2 separate regions of the Mus musculus genome follow, and region 2 is linked to region 1. The links are chromatin loops, found by intact Hi-C in ENCODE. Cell type or tissue: left cerebral cortex. All regions are shown on one strand. Links, peaks and the distances in the headings refer to the core of each region. The heading gives the core; the rest is flanking DNA.

Region 1 (11,613 bases), core at 1,077-9,076:
ACCTTTTCCTCACCTGCCTTGTCATCTCAGTGTTACCAATGCACGTAGTGAATGCTGGGGTCACAGGACTATTAGGACTGCTAGCATTACTATCATTCAGTGGTCAGAATTTATTGCACACTACACCTACCCTTACTTTTAGATGATCTTAAAGAATGTAAACCATTACCTCATATTTTAATTTCTTGATCTCGCAACAAAGTGCCGCATAAACAGTGATGACTTTGTTCAGGACCTGGTTTTGTCAGTGAAAACAGAAAGAGTGCATTATAACCAGTAAGAGTAGCTTCTAAGTGACTTTAGGTAAGGGGCACATACCTTGTTTTCAGTCTTTATGAGTTCCAAAAGGGAAGACTGCTCATAGGGCAGAAGCTACAGAAGCAAAGAGAAAGAGCAGTTCTTAACTTGGGGGAAAAAACAAAACAAAACAAAAAAACACTGAAATTCTAAATACATGGGATTAAATTAATTAATTTAACTTGTGTGAGACTATATTCAGCATTACCATCATCTCAACTATTATGTTTAAGATAATCTCAAAAAAGTAAGGAGAGTACAATACACTCAAGAAGAAACACCTTCAACACAACACAATACTCACAGCACAATGATGGTTCTAGCCATGCTCTAGGACAACAGTGTGAAAACACTAAAAACATACTAACAGTGAGCTCCATCAGTTTGGAAGTTGATATGTAAACATATACTTAATAAACTACTGTAACTAAAAGAGCCAAACTGGAGTTATCACAAAGCAGAGCACTGGAGAAAAGAATAAACTCAATGCTCAGAAACAAAATACAGTGTTGGCATTTTATCATCTAAATCAGTTCATTTCTATCTTGCTCATAACGCTTTTCTGATTATCATCTAAAACTAATTTTCTATTACGTGAAAAACAGGCCTTTCTTTTAGTTACATATTAACAATAAAGTATATAAGTTAAAAATTACTTCTCCCATTTACTTTGTAATTTCTATAGAGAAATTCTATATATCTGAAATATATAGAAATATATAGAGATATATAGAGAAATTCTATAGAGAAATATCTGAGTCTATGACTCTTGTAGAACAGGAACACAAAATAATTGCCCAATAAAGGGACTAAAGACAGATCCCAGAGTAAGTGGGGAGGGAAATGGCTGTATATGAGGACAGAGAGAGCTTTGAAAGCTTCTATCGGTAGAAGAGAAAAGCTGAGATAATTCAAATCTTTCACAAAACCAAGAAGTTTCATGTCACATTCACAAGGATGGCTATGATCTTTAATGTTGGTAATAATGTAGAGAAACCTAAACTCCTATATATTACTGTTAGGGATAGTAAAATAGTGCAACCACATCAGGAAATAGTCTGGAAGATGAGAAAGGGGCCAGCAAAATGGTTCAATGGGAAAAGGCACTTGCCACCAAGCCAGATGATCTGAGTTCAATGCCCAGAACCCATCCAGAAGAAAAGAACCAACTCCAACAGGTTGTACTCTCTCTCCACACACACCATGCCAAAGTATGTGTAAAATAAAATCCTCAGAAAGTTACACACAGTTACCAGAGGACGCAATAATTCTACTTCTGAGTGTGAGTGTGAGTGTGTGTGTGTGTGTGTGTGTACGCATGACTACATAAAAACTTCAGACACATAAGCAGCATAATTTCCAACAGCCAAAAGTGGAAAACCTAAATGTCTATCCCCAGTGAATGGATAACTATTTGGCAAGAGTATTCCATATAACAGAACACCATGCATCAGTTTAAAAAATATGCATGTAATAACACTGGCTACACCACAGATGAGCTGTAAAAACATGATTAAGTCAAACACCAAGCAGGAACACTCACATAACACATGATCTCACGTATAGAAAACATCTAACAGAGACAAATCCACAGAGACATACAGTAACTGACGGTGGCCTGTGTCTAGGGGATGCTTGTAGAGGGGGCAAGGAGGGCAGTGACTTGATTTGGGTACAGGATTTCCTTTTTAGGTGAAAATGTTGTAAATGGATGATGGCAATGGACAATGAGTTCTGAGAATATACTTTTTTAAAACCACTAAGCTGTGCGATACACATGGGTGAACTAAAGCCACGCATTATGGTGCACACCTGTACCTCTTAGCATTCAAGAAGCTGAAGGACACATGAAAAAGGCGCTCCCACTCCAGGCAGTGGCAGTGCACACCTTTAGTCCCAGCACTTGGGAGGCAGAGGTAGGCAGGTCTCTGAGTTCGAGGCCAGCCTGGTCTACAGAGTGAGTTCCAGGACAGCCAGGGCTACACAAAATAACCCTATCAAGAAAAAAAAAATCTTTCCCACATTAAGACCCCCCAAGTTCATTCAAGTCAAAAGGTACTATTGGTGAATGAAAGAAATATTTTATATCTTCATTTGAATATGAGGTAGATGAGCTCTGTAATTCAGCAAAATTCATTGCGACATCCTTAAAAATCTATATATTTGACTATGTATAAAACAATGGTCATTTTTGTGGAGTTTGTGCTACTATATCTTAAGTTTTTATCATTCTTTCAGAAAACAAATTTTAAAAACTATGTAGCTTAACAAGGTGGGGGAAGTTACCAATTTCATTCACTCTTAGATTTTAAATGAAAGCATATTGTCTACTTTTAACACAAGAGGTAGTATGCCCTAAAATAAACATATATTCATATACATTTTTAATGAAATAAATTCAGACCTTTAATGCTATAGGATCAAGATTGAAATCTCAAACATCACAAGAGGTAGTATGCCCTAAAATAAACATATTCATATACATTTTTAATGAAATAAATTCAGACCTTTAATGCTATAGGATCAAGATTGAAATCCCAAACATCACAAGAGGTAGTATGCCCTAAAATAAACATATATTCATATACATTTTTAATGAAATAAATTCAGACCTTTAATGCTATAGGATCAAGATTGAAATCCCAAACATCGCCAATCAAATCATCTAGGGCGTCCTCAATTCTTCTCAGCTGAGATGTGTACTCCTCAAGGAACCTCCCGTAGTTCTTCAGCTGGACTTCAGCATGAATTTCTACATTTTTAAAACAGTGTGTTACAATTACAAGTAATAAACGGCAGAATACTAGCTTCAAGTAATCTCAAAAACTGCAGTAAAACACTGTTAATTATTACTAGGGAATACCTCACTTCTCGGAAATTAAGTTCCAAAGTTAGAAAGTCATTCAGCTTTGAATCTTCTTCAAATATGTGCAAGTACTTGAAAGGCTGCAGCCCCATACCTTAGCATCTGGGCTTCTAACCATGCCTCAGACAACTCTGGGTCCAGATACTACACTATCCTTTTGAGTCACACACAGCTATGTTGCGAAGACAATCAACTCCGGGAGCAGGGACAAACTGTGTTGTTACAGAGCAAACTTTAAAAGGTGGCTAATTCTATACACAGTCAAATGTTGTGAATACATCCAAATCTTTCTTCATGGAGGTTTTCAATCTACTACATCGTATTATCATTTCAGTAATGCTCCGCTTACCAAATGCTTTACTTGTTCAATTCTTTAGCTATTATAATCAAGATATAAAAAGCAGATAAAACAGACTGGCTGGCTGAGGGAGGATGGGGAGAGGGCTTGCCTACTAAGAGCTCTAGCTGCTCTTCCAGAGGACAGGGGTTTGGTACCCAGCACCCATGTGGCAGTTAACTCTAGATCCACGGGATCCAACACCACCTTCAGGCCTCTGTAGACTCTGTGCACACATGTAAAATAAAACAATATTTAAAAAAAAAAAAGATAGCTGGGATTTACAGAATTTACATATTAATAGGTAACTTTAAGTTTAGAACCACCAGAAATAGCTGGATTTTCATATGCCTATTCAGTGAAATTATAAAGTATTTCATCTTATACCTAAGAATTATTACTTATTCCAAAAATTCAATTCCAATTCATTTCTTTTACTGATGTGTATAACTTTACTCAATCTTTGTCTTCTAAAAAAAAAATGCTTTTTCCTTCAAATTTGAAGTTTGGAGCTGTCATGAAATAAACTATGTTCTGACTCACACTGCATGAAATATAGACTAGACATCTGTCCTTTATTTTGAACTGAGTTTGTGAATCAGGGGCATCAATTCAGTTCACTAAGACGCCTGTCTCATTACAGCACTCACTTAGATAATTTTGGAAAACAATTAGTCTAGATATGATTCACAGCCCCAAAATTAATGAAAGCCAGGCACAGAGAGACCTCTTACCTACTGCTAACAACCCCGTGTTAATGTCTTACTCTATTACATGGGAAATGACCAAAGCATCCTTTGACCAGCAAATGGGTTCTTAAAGACTGTACTTGAAAGACATGCTAAGAGATCACCTGGTTAGACCTGGGTAAACGACAGCAACACTAAATTCCTTGCCAGTAAGATAACAAGTAGCTATGAACTCATAAAAGTTCTTAAAGTACAAGAAGAGACTAAGAACCAGTGGCCCTCTGTGCATAACATACTCCCCCTCCCAACAAACTGCATTTCTTGTAGTTTTCCTACTACTTTTTAAAGTTAGTAAACAACATTATGAGTTTCACCATGGCATTTTCATACATACATGGTTTTTATATTGTGTCCTCACCCACGTCCTGTTTCCACTCCTTTCCCCAGTCCTGAGCATCTAAAAAACTGATTATGTCTAAATAACTGATCATTCATTCCACTTAAAGCTGAAACCCAGTATACCTTCATTCCAACTTTGGTTAGATTAAACTAAAGTAGGGACCTCAGCGCACAATGGGGGGGGGGGGGGGGAGGAGAAGGGGTGGTTACTATCCTTCCATCTAGATTTTTCTTTATGCTGACTAAGACCAATATCTTAAGATCTGCCCAGCACCCTGAACATAGTTCAACTAGATGTAAAGGCAAAACACAGTTACATAGGAATCTGTACATGGTCTAGTATCTCTGTAAAATAATTCATAATGCAGCTGTACTTTATTTTTAAAGGCATTCCTACTTTTGGGAAAGGTATGCATTTAAAAATTTCTTGGGCAACTCGCCCCAATATATCTTCTATCACACAGAAAAAACAAACAAACAAACAAACAAACAAATCAACCTCCAGAGTGTCTCTAATTAGTTTGGGTTGTCCATTTATGCTGAAACAAACTATGAGGCTTTTGGGGTTGGAAGTGATTTTAAACATAAACTTGGACTTGACGTCATGAGGCAACTGCGAAGCAGATCTGATTTTTTAAAAAGTTAAAATAGATTTAAAAACCTTTTCAGCTATTTAAAAATCAATAAAGGGCCGAGAAGGAATAAGATATTCCTATGTTGGTTGATTTTTTTTTTAAGGCCAGAAAGAGCTGTTTTTAGCTGTCTCTGTGGTTCTAAGAACGTGAATCCAAACTTCAAAAGTTGGCTTGAGAAGCAAAGAAAAACAGGAAACCGAAACGGGAACCCAGACTCTTCTAGAACTGAAGGCTGAGCATCTGGGGCAAACCCTGGGACGGGATGGACAACCCGGGAGGATGGCCTCGCGCGGGGCTCCCCAGCGATGGCACCGCTGGCCCGTCACCGATTCCGGGAGGGACGCAGGGTGCGAGTGCACGGCCAGACGCGACCACACGGTCACGCAGAGCGCCCCAGTCCCACCCAGCGGGAGGGTCCCGAGAGGGCGGCTGCGCAGCGCGGCGCCGCACCGCGCCGCCCTCCGTCCGCAGCGCCGCCCGGCCCGCCTCGCCCGATGCCGGGGCTTACTCTGAGAGCCGTCGTCCACGCGGTCGAAGTCCCAGTCGGGCGACAGAGTGTCCACGGCCATCGCCGCGGAACCTCCCACAGACACAGCCCCGAGCAGCCACAGCCGCGACGCGGGCCTCACCCCAGCCGCTGTCACGGCACGTGACTTCCGGCTTCGGCCCCGCCCCCGCACGCCAGAGCCAGTGGACTCTCGGCCCTGCGGACCGCGGGAGCCGCTGGGAAAGCGAGTCGACCGCCTGCTCCCGGCGCGGCCGCCATAGTGATGGCTGCCGTTGGCATCCTGCATCCTTTCCTGGTCTCGCTGCCGTTCACGACTGTTCTCAGGGCACATTCCGTTCCTCGAGGCTCTTTTTTTTTTATATCCTAGGGGATTACTCCCTCAGTCTAACCTGGAAAGAATGGAAATAACCGGGTGGGGCCCAACGCAAGACCCGGTCCTTCACCTGGACACTGCCCGAGCCCTTGGACCAAGATGCCTGTCTCACCAGCTCCCTTTCTGTCTTTACCCTCGCGATTCCTTGATCCCCTTGCACTTCCTGTGCAGATTATTTGTTGAGAAAAGACCTGTGTGTGTAAAAAAGTAATGACTTTAAGAACGCCACCAAGCAATCTCACTACTGGGTTTGCTTTACATAGATCACTATTCTTTCTTTCCTTGCTTTTAAGAAGGTGGGGTGGGAACTGTGTTACCCTGAGTTCTACATCTATCCTAACGTTTACACAAAACGCTTTCTATCAGGGCAGTTTTTAGTATGTACTTCTACGAAGCAGTCTAAATAGCATCAAAAAAAAAATCATAATGTAAAATTTAAGACATCCATACTCTGAACTCCTAGAAAGCTACAAAATGAAATAGGTCTCAAATGGCATTAAAGAAAAAAAAGAAAAAAAAAAAAAGGAGAGGAGTCGATTTTAGAACAATGCATATTTGCTGTAACATCTACAATCGACGTAAACGTTTATTTATGCTCATGTGTTTGCAAATGCATAGGAAGAATTCAAATCTCATTAAAGAAGACTGGATTACTTGAAAACGGGTAGGTGCTCATTAATACAAAGTGGCTCTTAAATTTTTCTTGTGTCTATTAGCTGAGTCTTTTTCAAGCAGAGTTTTAAAGTTATTTGCATTATATAAAGTACCACAAATCAATATAGAATGTTCTCTTGAAGAGCATGTTCTGAGATGCTAAGGTTTGGGCTTGGTTTTATTTTGAGACAAGATCTCATTATCGTAGCTGAGAGTCCCTGCTGCTCCTGGGCCTGTGACAAGGCTATGGAGGGAAACCTCTACAGATCTGAGCCACAAATGAACATCTTTACTTTGTAAAGTGCTTTCCTAAGTGCTGGGAATACAGGCATGTGTCACCATGCCTGGCATTGCAAAGAAATTAGAAAATGCTTTTTTTTTCTAACAAAAGTGTTTGTTACAGTGACAGCTGACAAACACATGTGGACTTAGTGTGTCTCTGGCTTCAGGGTGGCCTATTGGAATTTTCAGTTTCTGTAGCATGCAGTTCTGGCAGCCTTCTTTAGGTTCCATATGGTAGCTGTTGGCAGCTTCGGGCCCACATTATCACAAGACTAAATCTAGCCCACGAGAGAAAAAGAGCACGCTGAACTGATAACTCGAACAAAAGTCCCAGAATCAAGTCTTGCCAGCAGTGATTAGCCTTTCTTTACTTGAGCACACTTTCCAGCCAATCTCAGAAACCCAAATATCAGGAGGGGTGGACCCATTGGCTTAGTGTAGGTCACGTGCTCCACGGATGCCCTGAGCTAAGAAGAAGCAACTCTCTAGAGATCACTTAGCCTGGAAGTGGAGGAGACAACGATACAGAAGCCAATGGCTGTCATCATAAAAGTGGCTTTATGTAGCAGAGGGAACAGCCATGATGGTGATTGCATCACTGATCCACTTGGTCATTAGCAAGCATCTCACAGTGACATCCTCCCAGGCTTTTGAGTTAGAAATTAATTATTATGGCAGGGTTTTTTTTAAAGTTTATTTCAAAATTCCTTTTGTAATATTTTATGACTTAGATGCTTACATTTAGAAATCTAAATAAAAGAAGTAATGCTTTATTAATAGCTAGCACGTATCTTGTGCTCATTGCATAATCTATAACAAGAGGGTTTTTGTTGTCGTGGCCCAGACTAACTTTGAACTCACTATGTAGCTTAGGCTGACCTTGAACTTCAGATCTTCCTGCCTCCAGTTACTAAGTGCTGGGTTTACAGGCATGTGCCACCATACCTGGCATTGCAAAGAAATTAGAAAATGCTCCTTTTTTTTTTTTCTAACAAAATCCAAACAAATAAAATCTGGGGAAAAGTTGAAAAGTGGACAATTCAGAACATGATGACTTGTAAAAAGAAAAGACTTGGCAGAAATATATTTGGAGGAAAGCCAAGAGTCTAAGAAAACCTTTATCACCAAAGTTTGATATGGCCTTTAAATGTAACTCTATAATTCCATGCTATGTCAACTGCACATTTCCACAGGAACTTTACATGGGCATCTAGTGAACATCATTGAATCCACAACTGAATTTTGGGTACTTCACTCCAAAACCTGCTTCCCACCCTGTATGAGATCCATGACTTAGTAAAGAGCGATACGATACGACCCACTTATGCAAGGCTGGGTACCATGGCAATGTCTTCTGTTTCTCATCTTCTTGTTCTAAGTCAGTCAAAGGTCAATCTTATTTTTAAATGACTCTGAAGTTGTAAATAAAATGCAAAAGTTGTCAGGATCAAAATGGAGTCTCAGGAGGGTAGGATGGCCTACCAGGTAAAGATGCTTGCCACCAAGCCTGATAACTTGAGTTCAATCCTCAGGACTGACTCCTGAAGGTTGCTTTCTGACCTCCACATTCACACCCTGAGTTGTACATAGATAAGTAAAATGTTAAAATAATTATTTTGTACTACTGTAAACCCTATAAAAAAATCAAAAGCCAGGAGGTCATAAAGGAAAGGTTCTATACCCATGATTGCCTAATAATAATCATCCAAACTATTCTGCCAGGTTCCAAGGTTTGCACAGAGAGCTCTGCAAACTTCTCGGGGAAGAATTTCTAAAGAACCTAATGAGGGGCTCTCCAGTCATGAACTGATGGAGCCTTTGTTACAATCACTGTGGCCAGGAAAAGCAGTTTCATAAAACGGATGTAACCTTCCATACTCTCACGTTTAAAGCCCTCCCCTTGTCTTAACCTCTTAAAACATGTCTGGGGTTTACTATGACCGTTTCCTGCTTGTCTGGCCCCCAGAATAGTATTCTCTGCAAAATCTCTCACCTTGGTTTTAATGTGGATTGGCAATATTGAGTTGTTACACTTGGGTTGTATGACTTTTGATGGCTTGGTTTTCTGCCTTTTTCCATTTCATTATTTTATAACTGTAACAGTGAGTGAAAGAAAAAAATTCAGGACTTTTCATTAGCTATTCAACATGACCTATGCCTGGCTGGCTGCTCTCTCTCCCCTCTGTCTACCCCACTTAATCCTCCAGCTTCAGTGAAATTCTTGTTGTAGAGATTGACTTAAAACATGCTCAGAGACTTCCTGGAACTGCCTTGAAGGCTGCTGGGAATGATAAAAAAAAATCTTTATTTAAAGAGTACACACTGTCTTGCTTTTAGTTTTAAAATACTAAGAAGGTATCAGGTTTCTTTGTTATTTATCTTTTAAGAAATATATTTAGCTCTACGGGCATGTCCCAGGAATGGCCTGTCTTAGTGTTCACGAGAGGCATAGACTCCAGTGCCTGCAGAGGAGCTCACACAGCAGCTGAGGCCTCTGTCATGCTCCCCACTGCTGGCAATCTGCCAGTAGATATGCTCTAGTGCGCTGTCTCCAATCACTGTGGGCCACAAGAGAGCCATTGCATCAAAGAAAACAAGATCCAACAGAAATGTCTGGTCTATGCACTCTGTTAGTAAAAATGAAGAGGAAAAAATGGGGTTAGGAGCAGTTTGGGTTACTGATGACAATTTTTTTTTTCCCAAGAGACCTTTATTTAATTATTTAAATGTATATATGCAGTGAGATCAATAACAGGCAAAATGGAATAGCTTTGGATCTTACAGTGTTCCTAAGCTTATTTTGTACGACTCTAAACAGAATACTTGGCTCTGGGGTTTATTTGGGCTCACAGTTCTAGTGTCTGGGAGATCCAAACAGCAAGGCTCTGACATCCTTTGAAGACTCTCTAGCTATGTCCCAACCTGGCAGACAAGCAGAAAGGGAACCTTTCTTATGCAGAGAGGGCCAAGCACACAAAGTGACCTTGCTTTTTAATATCCTGCTGTCTCCAAAAAAATCCAATTGCAGGAATTCCATCTCACCCCAAGATCTCGACATTCTCCACTTGGCCCTGCCTCTTTTGTTTTGTTTTGCTTTGCTTTGTTTTTTTGAAACAGGGTTTCCTCTGTGTAGCCCTGACTATCCTGGAACTCACTCTGTAGACCAGGCTGGCCTCAAACTCAGAAATCTGCCCGCCTCTGCCTCCCCAGTGCTGGGATTAAAGGCGTGTGCCACCACGCCCAGTGGCCCTGCCTCTTTTAAGTACCTACTGCCTCAGCTCCTTTGCTAGCCCAGGTGTCTACGTGAGCTTGGTAGGAGCATATCATAGGAGTACAACATAAGGGCTAGTGGATGGCCCTGAGGTTAGGGATGCCTGCTGCTCTACCAGAGGACCCAAGCTCAATTCCCAGCACCCATGACCAGCAGCTCACAAAACCCTAACTCTGGTTCAGGGGATAAAACGCCCTCTTCTGGCAGGCACCTGCGCACACAGACATGAATTTTTAAAATATAATCTTCTGAAAAGCAAGTACACAGCCTTATTATTTACAAAGAGAAAACTCCATGTTCTATTAGCATCGAGTGATCCGACTATATTGAGCTTCAATCTCATCCCCACCCCCACCCCTTTTAAGTTAGTCCCAATTAACTGTTACCCTTTATAAGAGCTGCCTTGGTCATGGTGTCTCTTCACAGCAATGAAACCCTAACTAAGACAAGCAGCCAGTGCCCTTAACTGCTTGAGCCATTTCTTCAACCCCATATAACATTATCTATTGAACAATTTTGAACAATTTTAAGCAGCAATAACTGAATATATATACATATATATGCAAGTACAAGTTAGAAAGCAGTTAATAGCAATGAGATTCGTAAGAATTACATAATTCTCATGTACAATAAAATGGAATATTCAGCATAATTTATTAATTTTGACCACATAGGCAAAGTGGTCAAAAGTTAATCAGTCAAAACAAGCCGATGAATGAGGACAGTTTGACACATAGAACTTTATTCTAAAATTCTTAAAGTTATTGTGGGAATAAATATTTTCTGTACCTCAGAAAGTCTGTATTTGGCCCATCAAGATGTCTCAGTGAGTAAAAGCATCGGTGGAGCCTGACACTTCGATGCCTCGGACCCTCATGCTGCAAGGAGAGCTCTGCCCTCTGACCACCACACGCCTTGGCATGAAGCTGAAGATGGCTGTCCTTGCATTTCCAGCCATGCTCCTGCCTCTGCCTCTGGAATGCTGGGATCACAGGTGTACATTATCTCACCAGCTGCCCAGATTTGTCTGGGCTGGGAAGATGGCTACCTGGCTAAGAAAGTTTACTGAGCAGATCTGAGAACCCAAGTTCCAATCCCTAGCACCCACAAAAAAAAAAAAAAAATCTTTGCACCATTAATCCCAGAGCTAGCCACCATCTCAGGGTAAGATGGCCCAGCAGGTAAAGGCAGCGGCCAGTCTAGCTCCAAGTTCAGTAAGAGAACCTATTTCAGGAGAATAAGATGGAGACCAATAATTCAGGAAAACTGGTATCATTCTCTGGTCTCGTGGTATATGCATGG
Region 2 (11,613 bases), core at 2,187-10,186, 640 kb after region 1:
CCTTTATAAAGTGTTCAGAAATATGAAGAAAAGTTACACCTCACTGCCAATGGGGTTTGTTCCAGGGATGCCAGGGGTGGTGGTTTTAATAAGAATGGTCCTCGTGGGTCTTGTTGAAGTAGGTGTGGCCTTACTGGAGGAAGTGATTCTCAGCAGATGCCATGTTTGCAGATAGCAGGCTGGCAATGCTGTCTTCAAACTCACCACAGCAAAAGAAACTCTCAATATAACAATCAGGTCTGGGAAGGACACAGCATGTAAGGATGCACAGTCACCAACTGCAATTGTGTATGCAAGCAAGGAGCACACACTGAGTCCCAAGTTAAGTACAGTGGTGCCTGCAATTGCACAGCAAAATTAAGCACTTAAGTTATCAACCTACCAACGTACAGTTTGAGAGTTTTCTTATCCCGGACTGGCCTCAGTCCTCCCCGTTCTCTTATGTAGCACAAAAAGGCCTTGAACTTGTGATCCTCCAGTTGCTGCCTCCTGAGTGCCAAGACCAAGCCAGTTTACACAGTGCAGGGGATCAAACCCAGGGGTCCGTGCATCCCAGGCAAGCAACCAAGTTCCATCCCTAGCCCATATATGGGTCTTTCGTGTTGCCAACTATAAAATATTTATGAAAGGAATTCAAGAAGCTATAAATACATAAAGAGACACCTCATACTCATGATTGGCAGGTTCATCGTCGTAAAAATGTTGATTCTTTGTTAAGCTGCCAGCAAGAAGTGTTTGGCGGTGAATAAGACTATTCTAAACTTTATATGGAAAGGAACGGAAGCCAGAATAACTCAGACAACTTTGAAAAGAACAAAGCCAGAGAACTCTGTTTCCCTATTTCAAGAGTCATTACAAAGCCCAAGTGGTCGAATGTGTGCGAGGCTGGCAAAGCAAGAGACTTAGAGATCAATGGGATGGGAGCTTGAACCCAAAAGGGGACCCACAAATACACTCAGCAGGGTGTTTGTTTGCTTGAGTCAGGGTCTCATATGCAGCCCTGGCTGGCCTGGAACTCACTGTGTAGACAAGGCAGACCTCCAAATCACAGAGATCTACCCCCCACCCACCCTACACTGGGATTAAAGGCCTATGCTTCCATGCTCGCAGCTAAGTTCTGAGAGGCACAGAAGCCATTCGATGGAGGAAAGAAGACCTTTCTGCCCTGGCACAGCTGGAGATCTTGGTCTCCGTCTCTTGCTCTCCCCATCTCTCTTTCTCTCTCCTCTCAGAGCCTGGTCTGTTCTATTGGCCATATTCAGTCTGGACTCTTGCAGATGCCTCTGACTATACTCTCCTTCATATCTGCAATAAAATCCTTCTCGTCAACCACACCTAGGAGTGGTCATGTCCTCACTTTCATTCAATTAGGAAAATTAAGTTGTGTGTGTGTGTGTGTGTGTGTGTGTGTGTGTCTGAGAGAGAGAGAGAGAGAGAGAGAGAGAGAGAGAGAGAGAGAGAGAACCTAGGACTGCACACATGCAAGGCAACCACTTTCCAGCTGTAATACACCCTTTTAGCTTTTCCCCTTCAGCCACTGAGTTAACAAACCGGTTGTTTTTTGCCAGGACACAAGGGCATTCTTGGAATTTGGGACTTTCTGTGCTAAAGCCAGGCATGGTTCCCTCTACCAGAGGCATCTCATCTCTGTGTCATTACTGCTTCCTCTCTGGTTTCCCTGTTAGGTGATAACCTGGAGGGCACAACCCTGTCTTGCATTACAGCCTTAACATCCACCTCGATGTGTTAGATGCTCAATACGTATCTAGAGCTAGAAGAAACGAAGGAAGACAGGGAGGAGATATAGCCAAGTCAAGTGGCTGTCACCCGGTCTTCAGGATTTCCAAACAACTCCCTCATCCTGACTTTCAGAAAGACCCTACGCAGAGTAGAGCTCCTCGCCCTGGCTGCCTGCAGATAGGCACACGGCCTGGGACGACTTTCCAATCAGTCATGCTTTTGTCTGTAGAGTTTCTCACGGCACACCATGGGCTGGCCCTGTGCATGACTGTCCTGCACACGGAACATGATAGAAGGTGTGTGAGTCCAGGTGTGAGAAGAATGGGCTCTGGGCACAGTCGGCCTAAAGTCAAATCCCAGCTCTGTGGGTTACCTGCTGTGGGTAAAGCTTGGACAAGCTATTTTGACATCTTCTATCTCAGTTTGTTTACAGGAGCAGGGTCAGTGATGTGGCTCAGCAGGTAAAGGCGCCTGCCACAAAGCCGGATGACCCGAGTTCAATCCCCGGGACTCACATGGTGGAAGGAGAGAATCAGCTCTTGCAATGTCCTCTGACATCCATGCATGCACTGTGATATGCTTGCACACGTGCCCAGCACACACTTGCACACACAATCAATCAATCAATAAAATTAATTAAGAATAATACAGGATCAGGATTGGGGGGATGGCACAGTGGGTAAAGTACATTTGCTGCACAAATGTCTGGCTAAGTCTGGATCCCTGGTACCCGAATAAAATCCACATTCTGAGGTGCACATCTGCAGGGCCAGGGTGGAGGCACGGGCATCCTGGTGTATGCTAGTCAGCCAGTCTCCCTGAATGGCTGAGCTTCAGAGTGTGACTCACAAGAACACATATGATGCAGACAGAAAGACAGCCAACATCTGTCCTTCACACACATGTAGACACTTACACACATATATACACACTCATATACACACTTATACACATGCACACACACATGTGTGTATGCAATGCACACACTCAACACACACTCAAATATGCACACTCACACATACTTACATACATATACACATTCACATACATATATACACACTCATACACTGACATATACACTCATATACACACACACTCACATCCATATACACACTCATATACACAAATACACACACTCATATACACACAGTCACACATATACACACACTTGTGCATACAATACACACACACACACTCAACACACATACTCACAGGCTTTGCCACAAGGGATTATTGTGAGACTTTAACACGAGTTGCTGCTGGGAAGCTGTCTAGACCAACACCTGGGTACAGAGTGCTCGGTGATGTCAGCTGGAGTTATAGTGGAGACAGACAGAAATCTAAAACCATAGTAGAGAGGCTGAGAGTAACCCACACAGTGACCTGAAGCTGCAGGTGGCCGCACAGTTTGCAGACAGTGGTTTCTGACAAATCTAGAGGTCAAGGGAGGGCATTTGGGGACGAGGAAGGTGGAGCAGGCTGCAGATCACCACTGTCTAACCCTTACAAATGTCCCCTTTATGTGTGTCCATTCATTTCTGTAGAGACAATATGGGCCAGTGGCCCCTTTGGTCCTCTAGGCTCCACCTACAACTACACTAATGCATACCTTGCTACTTGAGGGGGGCAGTGGCTCTTGTGGGGAGACTAAGTGTCCTTTTGGTCCGCGTTGTCCATCAGTGCCCAGACCTGCCTCACACCCTCATCTCCAGACTTGTGCTGAGTAAGACCCTCCCAGCTGCATTCTTCCTGCTGGCTGGGTCACAAACTAGGAAGCAGAATGTCCACACACAAAATGGCTCAGCCTTCAAGCCTTTGACCTGAGAGAGAGGCGGGAACCAGAGCGTGCTGGACTCAGAGCCGGTGTCTAGCTCATCCTGATCACCATCCTTTTGGTTTTGTTAATAATTTATTTTTATTTTATGTGTGTTGGTGTTTTGCCTGCATGTATGTCTGTGTGAGGGCATCAAATCACTTGGAGCTGGATTGCAGACAGTTGTGAGCTGCCATGTGGGGGCTGGGAACTGAACCCAGGTCCATTTGGAAGAGCAGCCGGTGCTCATAACCCATGAACCATCTCTCCAGCCCCCATCACCATCCTCTTTAGAGAGCTAACAAGACAGCCCCTTTGTCTGCAGACCCAGTGGGATTCACAGGCTCATTTTCTCTCCTTCAGGTGCTCAGTAGCCTGGAACACACACAAACACACAAACACATGCAGCACATACACCCAGCACCTACCCACACAACACACACACACTCATAACACACCTACATACACATAACACACAACATACACATAACACACCCACATATAACACACACATCACACACACACACACAGAATTCACCCATACAACAGAGAGAGAGAGAGAGAGAGAGAGAGAGAGAGAGAGACCCAGACTGCTGTTTCCTGAACAGTCACCATTCAGATTTATGGGGGAGTAGACCCTAGAAAGTGTCAGCTCCCTGCAAGGGACAATGGCTTAAGGGAACAGAGAAGGTGGGCACAGGAAAAGGACAAAGTCACCTACTCCAGAGGGAAACTGGATCTGTGTCTGAGTCTTGACTTGACCTTTGACAGGCTAGGTGATCCCAGGCAGTGGCTTGTTCTTTGTAGGGCTCCGTGTTCCCCTGGGTAAGGAGCACATATGAGCCAGAGCTACTGAGATAACAAAGGATGAAGCCTGCGGGATGCTGAGCCTGTCCCTGCCGGGTGCTGAAGACAAGAATATCACAGCTTTCCCTGCCGTGCCAGAATGGACCAGGGCAACATAGAGAACCAACACCCAGAATCTTCTGCACCACCAAAGCCAGCACGGAAGACCCAGGGGTTGGACAGAAGGTTGGTCAACAAGAGCTTCAGTGGTGTTTTTATTGGTGGCCTGAAATGGCTTGTCTGCCACAGTGGCCTGGGCACCCTGCTCCTTCATAACCTAAGTGGGCAAGTACCCAACTAGCCTTGCTTGGACCTCCCATGAGATTTATTTTGTATGGTAAATGAAGGGACAAACCCACAGGCAACCAACAAACCTCAGATTGGATACCCACAGCTCCCACAGAAAGCCAATCTCTCGTGCAGGACACAGGCCTCCTGGAAGAGGCAGTGTGGGAACGGGGAAAGGTTGTGTGTGTCAGCCACAGCAGGGTGCTCAGGAGAGGCCAGCAGCTCAGGTCTGCGGAGACAGAACAGCGTGTTAGAGAGGCAACCACACAGACCTGTGCCCCACAGTCCCCACAGACCCAGGGAAGCACACAACCCCTGGCTGTTAGTGGAAGCTTGGAAGAGAGGAAGTGGGAAGGAAGAGAGAAGGAAACAGACCTTGCCGGAGCTGCCTGGGGTCCGCAGTTTATAGCTTCACCCACAGACTCCAGCAACTGGCCTCATTCTGCACTGAGGGCTTCTTCTGAGGGCAGCTGGTGTTTGCCAAAAATAACTGCCAGGTCAGAATTGCTTTCCACTCAGAGGTGGGGAGACGGAAAGTTCCAGAAGCCCCCTATGTAATGGAGCCTTTCACGGCTGGCCCAACAGACTCTGGAAAACAGTCAACAACCGACCAACTGTTTAGAAAGTACTAAAGGAGCTCCTTCAAGAGAGCAAAAGCTGGAATGGCGCATGCACGACGTTATCCATGCATCTGTGTGGATCCAGAAGCCGCGACCATGGAGCGGCCATCTCTGGATGTACTGTCACAGGTGGACACGGCTACCTCTGAAGCGCAGATAGAATTTCGTCCCCAAGCTGGGGAAATGGCTCAGTAGTGAAAGGCTTATCATGCAAGCATGAAGATATGTGTTCTTAGAGCCCACTTCAAAGCTAAGCATGCATAGCAGTACATACCTGTAATTCCAGAACGCCTATGGCAAGATGTGTGGCTGAGGCAGGAGAGTATCGGGAAGCTCAAGGGCCAGTTATCTTGGTGTTCACAATGGCAGATCACAGGAAACCCTGCTGTCAAACAAGGTAGAACCCAAAGTTGTCCTCTGACCTTCACATGTGTGCTATAGCACACATGCACCATGGCTTGTGTGGACCAGAATTCACAAAGAACTACTTGCATGCGGGGTGTGTGTGTGTGTGTGTGTGTGTGCACACATATATCACTATATAAATATGTGTTTATGTGTACACATACATGTATATGTTAGTGGGGTAAAAGTAACAAAGCGGGAACACAGGGGGATTTTGCGACCCCACAGGAAAAACAACATTAACTGGCCAGACCACCCAGTGCTCCCAGGGACTAGACCACCAACCAAGGAGTGTAGAGAGGGATCCATGGCTCCAGATACATATGTAGCAGAGGATGGCCTTATCTGGCATCAGTTGGAGGAGAGGCCCTTGGTCCTGTGGAGGCTTGGTGCCCCAGCGTAGGGGGAGGCTGGAGTGGTGGGGCAGGAGTGGATGGGTGGGCAGGTGGGGGAGCACCCTCATAGAGACAAAGGGGAGGGAGGAAAGGGCAGATGTGGGAGGGGGGGTTGAGGAGGGGTAATGGGGAAGTGGGATATCATTTGAAATGCAAACAAATGCAAAGATTAATTTAAAAATAATAAAAAAGAAAAAAGAAACAAAGTGGAATTGTGGGACATTGGCATTTTTTTAAAAAACATTGGGTGAGGGTTTTTTTTAAAAAAATATTTATTTATTATATGTAAGTACACTGTAGCTGTCTTCAGACACACCAGTCAGATCTCCTTAAGGATGGTTGTGAGCCACCATGTGGTTGCTGGGACTTGAACTCAGGACCTTCAGAAGAGAAGTCGGGTGCTCTTACCCGCTGAGCCATCTTACCAGCCCGACATTGGCATTTTTAATAATTAATTAGTTATTGTGTGTTTGTGCAGAGGGAGGTAAGTGTGTGAAGGAGTTCAGAGAATGGCTTCAAGGTGTTAGATCTTTACTTCCCTCCCGCGGTCAGCAGGCTTGGCGGTGGGTGCAGTTACCAGCTGAGCCATCTTGCCCATACCTTGGTGGGACCTTTGAGAGATGTCTGGGGGTGACAAGATGAGGGCTCAGTTCTAGCAAGTCATCTGACCATGGATTAGTGGCTCTGGGTCCCTGTTCATTCAAATGTCTGTCCTTATAAAACTCGCTGGTAGTCTGGTAGGAGCTAGCCTGCTGTTCCTAGGGCAGACAGCAGGGGGCAGACCATCTCAGGCGCAGGGGTCCCCTGTGCCTGTGGAGCTCCAGCGTGTGATGGAGCGCCTCCAGGTTCTCTTGCGCAGTGCTTCTCTCCATAGCCCCTCAGGCCTACTCGGAAGTCTTCACTCTCCAGCACGTTTGTATTTCTGAACTGCCATCTTTCAGCACCCTATCTTCAGCTGTCTGGGAACCAGATCCAACTGGCTCCAGGCTGAGAGCCTTCGGTGTAGGCAGTGAAAGAGCGGGTCATTGTGCTTCTTTACTCAGGTTTGTGCCTTCACCTTCAGAAGCATTTTTTTTTTAAATAAGCATTTTGGCAAATGCTGGGCTTTTGTTCGTGGTACTTAGTGGTTGGGATGACCCAGCTGCCGCTATCTTAGCAACATTAACAATGCTCATGGATAGCCTGGCGTAGTGGCGCACACCTTTAATCCCAGCACTCGGGAGGCGAAGGCAGGCAGATTTCTGATTTTGAGGCCAGCCTGGTCTACAAAGTGAGTTCCAGGACAGCCAGGACTACACAGAGAAACCCTGTCTCGAAAAACAAAAAACAAAACAATGCTCATGGGTGACTGAGAACCCCCTGATACCCACTTTCTCTCCTCACTGGCAGACCCTGCTGAGCCCCCACTCCTACCGGACCCTCTGAAGATCAAAGGAGTAGGCACACAGTAACACGTATTGGGTTGTTATGCAATTTGATCAGAATAGTCTGAAGGGATGTTGGAAGAATTGATACAGGCAATATAAATCAGCAAGAGATGCAGGGAAAGTCGGAAAGGGGCAGTTGCCATGGAAACAAGGGGAGGGAGCATTACAATCTACGGTATGTCACAGCGTGCTTTCTCAGTCCCAAGAAAGTGTAAAATTCCTCCATGAGAGTTGGTTGGCAGGGAGCATTGGCGAATTCAAGCACCTTTGAAAAGCCGGGTGGAGAGGGTAAGAGTGGGGCCCTGGTACAACACTTCAGTCTTTCAGCTTCCGGCTCATTACTGAACAAAAGGTGGATCTGTCTGCCAGCTTGCAAAGTATGAGCTCACATTTTACAGATGAGGGACCTGAGGGAACAGTGACACTAAGCAGAGTCTCCATCAGTGGCTGTCCACCGGGAGGCAGAGCTGGGGTTCAGCCCCAGGTGGTCTAGGTCAGGAATGAGGTGGAAACACAATGTGCCCAAAGCTAGCTGGCTGCCTGTCACTTACTGCCCTAGTTTGCTCTTTTGTTGCTGTGATAAAATGCTGACTAAAACTAACGGGGAGGAAAGGCTTACTTCAACTTACACTCGCAGGTAACAATCGGTTACCGAGTGACGTCAGCACAGGGACCTACAGACAGGAACTGAAGCAGAGACTGTAGAGCGATGGCTCTCTGTGGTTGGAGGTCACCATAACATGAGGAACTAACTATGTTACAGGGTTGCAGCCTTAGGAAGGTTGAGAACCTGCGCCATAAGGAACGCTGTTTACTGACTTCCTTACACAAGAGCTGCCAGCCCAGGGATGGCACCTCCCACAGTGGGCCGGGCCATCCGACATCAATCATTTGTCTGGGCACTGCCCCACTGACAAACCCACAGACCAGTCTGAACAGGGCAGTTCCTCAGTGGTCCTCTCGCTCCCCACGTGACTCTAGTTTGTGTCCACTTGACAAGAAACACTAACCAGCAATTCCCCAGTGTGGTGGTTTGAATGAAAATGACCCCCAATAGGCTCATGGGGAGTGGCACTATTCGGAGGTGTGGCCTTGCTGAAGTGGGCGTGGCCTTGTTTGGCGGAAGTGTGTCACTGTGCGGGCAGGTTTTGAGATTTCCTATGTATGTGCAAGCTACAACCAGTCAGTCTCCTTCTGCTGCCTTTGGATCAAGATGCAGAACCCTGAGCTCCTCCAGCACCATGCTTGCCAGAACACTGCCATGCTCCCCATGATAAGGGATTGAACTTCTGAAACCAGAAGCCAGCCCCAATTCAATGTTTTCCTTTATAAGAATTGAATTGGTCATGGTGTCTCTTCACAGCAATGAAACCCAAACTAAGACACCCAGGGCAGGGATTGGGGTGAGGCGGAAGTGTGACCCTCAGCCCAGGCAATAGTGAGCACTCCCTGTATGTGTATCAGTGCTCCTGTCCTCCAGGCTGCTCCCCCCACCCCCTTCACAGCACTGCCACTCAAAGATGAAGTGGAAACGGAAGGGTTCTCTGGAAAGTCGGTTGGATGGTGTTTTGCTGGGGCAAACACATGAAGTGGACACAGGTGTGAATGGCTAAGGCAGACAACATTTAGCTGACGCAGACACAGGAGAGGATGTTCTGCTAAAGCACGTGAAAAGACAAATGATGAAGGGTTCTTTGCTAATGACGCACATGTGTTGGTCTGCCTTACATGGCATAGTTGAGCTGCATTTGTCAGGAGCCTATAGAGAGGAACACACCAAAAAAGTTCTGGTGGTGTGCTGCAGTTTTTTTGCTGCTTCCGAGGAATCAGGCTGATTGGCAGAGGGATATCAGCTGAGACAGACACGAATGCTGAAGTAAGATCCGAGGAGGGCATGTGATGTTTGTTTGGAGGGAGTATAAATAGGACTCCGTGGACAGGAGGAGGGAGTATAAATAGGACTCCGAGGACAGGAGGAGCTAGGAGGCGGAGCTAGGCTTGCTTACAGAGAGGGCTAGTGGATCTCAGAGTCTTCTGGGGTCCTTCCTGGTCCCTCCTGCTAACTTGTGCTAAGGCTGAGGCCTGGCTGTTTCTGCTAGGTCGTACCACCAATGCTGATTTGTGTTTGCTCTCCTGACTTTGATACTGATTTGTCTGGACTGCTGGTGTTGTCTGGGAAGTGTTTCCGAGTGGATGAGCTGTCGCTGCCTGCTGACTTCCAGACAACACAGAACCTTTCTAAACAGGTCCACTTCGCCCCTATCCTTTCTTTCCCACTACCTCTAGTGGGTGATAGGCTAAAAGGGAGGTTATAATGTTTAAGAACCATCATTAAAAATAAAGATGAAGAGCCGGGCGGTGGTGGCTCACGCCTTTAATCCCAGCACTCGGGAGGCAGAGGCAGACGGATTTCTGAGTTCGAGGCCTGCCTTGCCTACAAAGTGGGTTCCAGGACAGCCATGGCTACACAGAGAAACCTTGTCTTGAAAAAATAAATAAATAAATAAATAAATAAATAAACAAATAAAGATTAAAAAAAATTAAAGTTACACCTGCCTGTCAAGGTGTAACAAGGGAACTGAGGCTGAGTTTTGGTGCCAAAGGCTCGATTCTGGCCTCCAACCTGGTATCCAAAAACTGGCTAAAATCCTGAAAAACTGGCTAAAATCCTGAAAAAAGTGACTCCCACCTCCTGTCAGGGGGCTGTCAGGGCACTGTGAGGATAAGCCAGCTGTGTGTGTCCAGCCCTGTGCCTGGCTTTAGGAGCACTGGCGGGGCTGTTACTGATGGTAGCCTGCAGCTGCTCAGGGTAAAAAGCAAATGCATTTTGGGAAGACAGGGTGGGGCTTCTGCTTAATGACTGGTGCTACTGCGGCTCGGCTCGTACACGCAAGCAAAGAGTCTGTGACGTCAACACTGTGGTAGGCGCGGCTGAAATCACAGAGATTACATTTCCAGGGTCTGGGGAAATATTAGGTGGGTGGACAGGAAGACCGCACACCCTCACGGCCACCTGGAGCGAGACGCACCAGCTCTCCATGCACACGTTGCTGGGACACCCAGAAGGTGACTTCACGGTGTGGATGGCTTTGCTTCCCGGAAGACCAGGGTTGAAGGACCAGTCAGAACTGAAGAACCGCCAGCCTGTACGGATACCCTCAGCTGATGCTGCCCGGGCAATCGCATGGCGCCAGAGGTATGAGACGACAAGACTTCAGCCTTCAATACAAAGCCTGACTCAGCCCTGTGCGGTGTCAAAGAAGCCCAGAGCACCACTCAGTCAGAAGGCACGCGTGTGCATCAACATCTTTTATTGGTTCACATTTTTTTCCAGAAAAATTGTAATAAAAATACATGGAATTGGAATTTGCATTACAATACATTGTGCGATTACAGAATATGAACAATGACGTATACTCCTTCTTGTGGGGGTAGAACATTTCATTCCACTAAGAGAATCACATGATTAGTTACCCTACACTGTCTGTTGTTCTGATCTCAGAGACTGGCAGACTTGAAAGGAAAAAAAAACTTAAAAAATAAATAAATAAAACTGAACAGTCAACTCCCTTGGTTTCCCTGGTCCTTTCTCCTCTTCCCACTGTCTTCAACACAAGGACGGGGGGGCAGGTGTGAGGGAGCCTCGTGGGGCAGGGTGGGTGCTGCTGGCTGGACACCAGGCAAATCCCTTCCCTGAGGTGGCCCAGAAGGGTACTGTGAAACGCCACTCAGTACTGCAGGTGGGGACAGGCAAAGGGGAGGGCAAGAAAAGAAGCTGCAGGGCCAGGCCGTGTATGGTGGGAAACCTGGTTTGTGTAGTCCTCAGCCAGCATGTTCACGGTCATGTAACCTAGGAGCTAAACTACACCGTAAACGCCCCAGCAGCCATGCCGGCAGAGTACTGGCTGTCCTGACAGAGTTCCTGTGGGCTCACTGAACAGAAAAAAAGAAAAACCATTTGGTTTTTCAATGAAAAATCCTTCACATCCACCTGTGTTCAATAATAATAATAACTTACGTTATGAACAGCTTCCTTATGAAAGTAATTACCTCAGAAGATGTATAGGCTGTGTGGAGGA

The links. Peaks named below come from ENCODE experiments on the same cell type or tissue, not always from the same donor. Only the 100,000 strongest peaks of a DNase experiment are listed, where the experiment ranks them.
Region 2: a loop joins it to region 1, with 2.2 times the contacts of the local background. A loop is called at or near these places in 8 of 42 quality-filtered maps.

The regions. Positions count from the first base shown.
Region 1 is chr10:83,538,221-83,549,833 of GRCm38, reverse strand. It overlaps Washc4 (WASH complex subunit 4), which reads right to left and starts at 5,893. Exons shown (of 33, transcript NM_001033375.2): 1 at 5,732-5,893; 2 at 2,910-3,049; 3 at 319-372; 4 at 170-235. The coding sequence starts at 5,792. In left cerebral cortex, for the core only: a CTCF peak has its summit at 5,602; DNase peaks (open chromatin) are centred at 5,609, 5,908 and 7,263; H3K4me3 peaks cover 1,667 bases; H3K27ac peaks cover 1,782 bases.
Region 2 is chr10:82,896,928-82,908,540 of GRCm38, reverse strand. It overlaps Txnrd1 (thioredoxin reductase 1), which reads right to left. Exons shown (of 15, transcript NM_001042513.1): 15 at 10,817-11,613. Among named protein-coding and RNA genes, the nearest start is that of Gm33781, 32 kb to the left of the region's middle. In left cerebral cortex, for the core only: a CTCF peak has its summit at 6,880 (motif pointing right); DNase peaks (open chromatin) are centred at 6,884 and 7,698.